Regions from separate parts of the Homo sapiens genome. Here region 2 is linked to region 1. The links are chromatin loops, found by intact Hi-C in ENCODE. Cell type or tissue: PC-3. All regions are shown on one strand. Each heading gives the region's core, and the rest is flanking DNA. Links, peaks and the distances in the headings are about the cores only.

What was found. Peaks named below come from ENCODE experiments on the same cell type or tissue, not always from the same donor. Only the 100,000 strongest peaks of a DNase experiment are listed, where the experiment ranks them.
Region 2: it touches region 1 in a loop (3-fold over the local background); 11 of 110 quality-filtered maps call a loop at or near these places.

The regions. Positions count from the first base shown.
Region 1 is chr10:86,683,056-86,685,954 of GRCh38, reverse strand. The region is part of intron 5 of LDB3 (LIM domain binding 3); the gene reads right to left. Among named protein-coding and RNA genes, the nearest start is that of LDB3, 16 kb to the right of the region's middle. RefSeq lists an enhancer at 1-1,883. In PC-3, for the core only: a CTCF peak has its summit at 1,531 (motif pointing right); no DNase peak of the experiment used is centred there.
Region 2 is chr10:86,591,276-86,594,174 of GRCh38, reverse strand. No RefSeq gene overlaps it. Among named protein-coding and RNA genes, the nearest start is that of OPN4, 62 kb to the left of the region's middle. In PC-3, for the core only: a CTCF peak has its summit at 1,658; no DNase peak of the experiment used is centred there; H3K27ac peaks cover 598 bases.

The DNA of each region.
Region 1 (2,899 bases), core at 231-2,730:
CTTAAGCAGCTGCTGCAGCAGGAAATTGGGAATGAAATTAGAACCATCGGATGGAGCCCCCACTCCCACCCCCAAATGCTTCTACTCCAGCTTCACACATGCAGGCTCACCCAGGGGTACAAGTGTACCCCACTCATACATATGCACATACATGTACACATGCCAGCAGGCACACTCTATCCACGCCAGACACACGCAGACACATGCTGGGGCTGGCACGCAAGCGCACACACATGCTGTCCTTTGATACTAACTTGGCTGGAGAGTTGACTACCACCTGGGGAGGAAAAGGGCAAAGAAGACAGGGTGGTCAGAGAGAGGCTCCACCAGGGGCAGTTTGAGCGCCGGGGCCATCATCAGCCTGGTCATTGTGGAGGCAGAACCAGCCCAAACCGCAATGGGTGAGGAGAGCAAGGAGTGAGGAGGGAGAACTCAGAGCCGGGAATCACAGCTACTGGGACCCTCGGTTTGGTTCAGAGACTGACACAGCAATGTTTCCCTCTTGAGGGGTCCCCAGTGCCCTCTGCTTTGCCAGAAGAAGGGTTTTCTTGTCTATCTTCAGGGGCACTCGTACCGCATACATGAATCCCCCACATACAAACCTGGCTATAGACCCCAGAGTGGAAGCTAGGGGTGGAGACAGGACCAGCTGTGGCTGCTATGGAAAAGGCTGAGGCCCAGGGGCCTCCCTGCCTGTCAGCAGCTCCGGACTAAGAGTCTGTTTTGTGGGGGCAGCTCTGGAATTCTGTCCTGAGCAGGCATTGCAGTGGTAAGGAGGCAGGGTGTGCGCGGGGTTTCCTATGCCCCCCCAAACCTGACCTCCTCTCCCTCCCAGAAGAGACGCAGGCAGCTCTGGCTGCTCCTCTTGGGGTATAGGGGAGTGGGGTGCACAGTCACCAGGGGCCACTCCTAAAGGCCCCTTGGGCCAGCAATGAGGCAGGATGGAGGAGCGAGCAGGCGCAGGGAGAAGTGTGAGCTCAACAGCCGAGGCAGCACAGTGAGAGGCCCCTTCCTCTCACTCTGACCTGAGAGTGAGCCTCCCAGAGCATGGTCTCTGTAGGGAAAGCAGTGTCTGTCCTGTGTTTCTTTAAATGCAAATTCCCTGCAGTGGCAGACCCTGTGGCCAGCAGCCCTGTCGGGGGCCTGTGAGGGAGACAGTGTGGAAGGTGGGGGGCTCTGTCCCCAAACTCTGCCACCTTCTTGAATCTGCCCAGTGTGGGCTGTAGCTGGGGGAGCTTGGGCCCCGGCCAGCCTGGCCCTGGTCATTTGCAGCCAAACCCTGGGAAGCCAGGCTCAAGTCAGTGGTCCCCGGTCCCAGGGAGCAGCACAGTGGCCCTGCTCTGCCCCAGGCCCGCCACTGCCTCAGAACTGATAAAATTCCCTCTATCCTCCCAGGCTCAAAATAGCTGCAAGTGGAGCTATATTAGGAAAGGGCCAGCACGGAGCTCCATTCCTTCTCCATTTTTGGCCAGTGCTGACAGCTGCAGGGTCATCTCTTGCCCTGACCAGCCCAGGGCCCCCTGCAGAGGGCAGTGTTGGCCTGGCGGGGTGGGGGCTGCCTCTGCCCTCCCTTGGCAGCCTGCTCCTTCTTTGACATTTATTCCTGCCTCCTGCTCAGCTTCTCCCACCCAGGACCTGGGGCCGGGATGGTGGCAGCAGACACATCTGAGAGGAGCCAGTGCCTGGGTCTTGGGGAAGATGAGCCAAAGATGTAAGACCTGCCCAGGGGCCCTTGCACTGAGTGGCCTGAGGGGCACTGCCCTTCAGTGCCAGCCTCAGAAGGGAGGAGAAGAAGGGGGCTGCTGGGATGCCTATGCCCGTCTGCCCTTGCACCACATCTGTTTCTCTCTCCTCCTTCCAAGAGGATACGAGGTGCCAAAGAATTGCACTGCAAGTTGCCCAGAGGAGAGAGTAGCGGAAGGGGCTTCTTTTTGGAGCCAGACAGGACAGAGTTCAAGTTGTGACCCTGCCTCTTCCTAGCACTGTGACTCCGGGCAAATTACCCACCCGTCCCAGCCTGTTTCCTAATTCTAATTCTTGAGATGGTAGTGCCTACCCCGCAGGTGGGTTGTGCAGACTGAACGGGTCATGAGTCTAAGGTGCTCAGCATGGGAGAAGTGTGCCATGGATAAGCACGGGGATTAGCCCTTGCTGACCCTGTTGCTGACCCACTTAGCATAGGTGGTGGCCTCAGCCCAGCAGAGGTTGCCCTAGGCCAGCCCAGGTCAGAGGCTCCAGCCCTTCCTGCCGGCATTGCCTGAGACAGCAGCATCAGCTTTTACTTTGGATGAAGCACCCACTGCACATCCTCCCCTAGCCCACCATCCCTTGGAGGAAACGTCAGACTCTGCTGCTCTGAGCACCAAGAAATAATTTACACATTCATCAGGGTCTGGGCAGCCCCTGCACCGACAGCAGAGTACCTTAGGCACTATGGGAAGCAGAGGTGGGCCTGGCCCCTCACTTCCCTGAGCAGGCAGCAAGTCCCTGTCTCAATGCAAAGTGGAGTCAGGCAGACCTGCATGCCAGTTCTGTCTGCCACTTACTAGCTGTGTGACCTTGGGCAAATTACTTGCTCTCTCTGAGCGTCTATTTTCCAGCTATAAAATGGGGAAAATCATGCCCACCTCTGGAGTTGCAGAGAGAGTTGTTTTAGAGAGTGTTGCTGAGAGATAAGGCATGTGGACTGTTAGCTGGTCCATAGCCAGAGTGCATGGTCAGTATGGGGAGACATTATCATCATTGCAGGTGGGTCTCCTGGGAGTCCCAGGCCACCAGAGGCTGACCTCTCTGCCTGAGGCCAGTTCCTGAAAAGGACCGGGAAGACCTACCAGCCCAACAAATGCGGGACAAGGAGGTCATCTCTGTTCTACTATTCCCTGAGTTTTCTGGCAAAAGT
Region 2 (2,899 bases), core at 317-2,816, 92 kb after region 1:
TTCTTTTTCTTCTTTCTTTCTTTCTTTTCCTTTCTCTCTTTCCCCTCCATCCCTTTCCTTCTTTCATCCTTTTCCTTCATTCCTTCCTTTTCTTTCTTTCTTCCCTTTCTTTCTTTCCTCTCTTTTCTTTTCTTCTTTTTTTGAGACAGAATCTCACTCTGTCACCCAGGCTGGAGTGCAGTGGCATGATCTTGGCTCACTGCAACCTCTGCCTACCAGGTTCAAGCAGTTCTTCTGTCTCAGCCTCCCAAGTAGCTGAGACTACAGGTGCCTACCACCATGCCTGGCTAACTCTTGTATTTTTAGTAGAGATGGGGTTTCACCACATTGGTCAGGCTGGTCTTGAACTCCTAACCTCAGGTGATCCGCCCGCCTCGGCCTGGGCCTCCCAAAGTGCTGGGATTACAGGCATGAGCCACTGTGCCCTGCCCCTCCCATCCCCTCCCCTTCCCTTCCCTTCATCTCACTCTGTCACCCAGGCTGCAGTGCAGTGGTACAATCATAGCTCACTGCAGGCTCGAACTCCTGGGTTCTGGCAATCCTCCCACCTCAGTCTCCCAAATACCAGGGATTATAGGTGTGTACCACCATGAGCAGCTACATTTAAAAAAAATGTTTTGTAGAGATAGGGTCTTGCTATATTGCCCAGGCTGGTCTACAACTCCTGAGCTCAAACAATCTTCCTGCCTCAGCCTCCCAAAGTATTGGGATTGCAGAAGTGTGCCACCACGCCCAGCCACACAGCAGGATTTCAAAGAGCCTTTAGTCTGTGCATGTGCACTGTGGTTCTCTGAAGGAGACGTGATAGGCAGGGGAGCCCAGGGTCACTCATGGAAAAATGCTGTTTAGGGAAGGACTTGGCCAGCATTGCTCCAGAAGCCTGCTGGGCCACCAAGTCCTGACATTGTCCTAGCTGGAGGTCTCTATCCAGGGTGTGGATGCTGAGCTATCAGTGTGCACAGGAGCAGGGCCCTGGGCTGCCCCTCAGGGCCCAGCAGGCCTGTCCCAAGGGCCTGACATCACACCCCATAAACAGGCCCCACTGCCTTCACCTGAGCACAGCCTCTGTCCTGCATGGTACCCCCCAACTTCATGTGCCTTCATTATCCAACGCCCTCTCCTGTCCCTTTAGATCCAAGTTCACCATTGAGCTTCTGGAATTCTCACCACTTCCCTGCTTCCTGCCAGAGGTATACTGTCTGATTTTGACCTTTGGTTTCTGTCCATGACTAAAATTCAGACATTCCCTCCGGTCATGGCACTTTTGGAAAGAGATTGGAGGTAGAGATACCACTGGGAAGATGACATCTGCTGCGTATGGTCTGGTGGTGTTGTCAAGCCTGGGCTCAGGTACTGAGGGAAAGGCCAGCAGAGAGGGTGGGCTAGCTGGTAGAGGTGGGGCAGGTGAGGGCAGTAGGTGTGCTGGGCTCACCAGAGCAGCAGTGGGCCCACTAAGCCTGCCCAACCCAGAGTCCACCAGAGCAGTGACTCAGGGAAGGGCCACTCCCTGCTCCTTGTCTCAAGAAAGATTCATTTGGAAAATCCCCAGTGCCGTAAGGCTGACATCAGGAAAAAGGGCATTTACCTGTGCAGAAGCAAAGGTTATCAAGGGACTTGTGCTTCAACCCAGGGGCCTAGCGCTGGACACTGTGGACACCTAGAGGTGCTGGGTAGGAGCGCAGGGAGCAGTCTCCCAACCCAGCTCCGAGTGGGCATTGACTGACTGCAGGGCATGCTCCCACCTTCCTGCTCAGCTTGAGGTCAGGGGAGGTTCTCAGGGACTGGAGAGTGTACAGAAAAGGGGATCTGAGGAACAGGGTGGTGCCACTCAGACTTAAAGTCCCCTTCAGAGGTCCATGAGCATCTCACAGGGTCCCTTCCCTGCTCCCACTCTCTGTGAAGGGGCATGTGCTTAAATTCCTCCTGCCAGAACCCACAGTCTCTGCGTCCCCAGAAGAGCCCTCTCAGGAAGGGCCGGTAAGGTCTCCAGCTCTGTCATGACTGTCTTCAGTGAGAGCATGCCTCTCCTCCTGAAAACGGTCAGCGTCGGCTGGGTGTGGTGGCTCATGCCTGTAATCCCAGCACTTTGGGAGGCCGAGGCAGGCAGATCAGGAGGTCAGGAGTTCGAGGTTAGCCTGGCCAACATCGTGAAACCCTGTCTCTACTAAAAATATAAAAATTAGCTAGATGTGGTGGCATGTGCCTGTAATCCCAGCTACTTGGGAGGCTGAGACAGAAGAATTGCTTGAAACCAGGAGGCAAAAGCTGCAGTGAGCTGAGATCGCGCCACTGCACTCCAGCCTAGGCAACAGGGCAAGACTGTTGTCTTAAAAAGCAAGCAAACAAACAAACAAAAAACTGGGGAAGGGACGTGCTATGCAGTAGAGAGTGGAGAGACTGCTGAGCACACTGTAAAGCACAGGACAGCCCCCGCAATAAAGCATTATCCAGCCCCACCTGGGAGGAGTGCCAGGGCGGAGAAATCCTAAACAAGACCAACTGCTAGGACGTGGCAACTGCATGATCTGCATGCAGGTCTCCCTCCAGCCCCCAGCCCCTCACCACCTCCCGGGGCATTCCCTAAGCGGTTTTCCAGCCCACAGCTTCCCATGGAGGAAAGGGTACACAGTCTCATAGACAGTGACCAGAAGTGAGATAAGAAGTGACTTGTCCAAGGTCACACAGCCCACAAGTGGCAGTGCTTGGATTCAAAGGTGGCTACCACAATGGGGAAGCATGGGTGGGTGTATATGAGTGATGAGACACAACAGTGTCAACAGTGGTTGCTTTAAGCATTAGATTGTGTGATTTTGCTTTTCTCTATTTTTCAGCTTTTTGACAATGTGATTATGTCATTTGGATAATTTATAAATATTTTTGAAAATTTAAATGAAGGCAT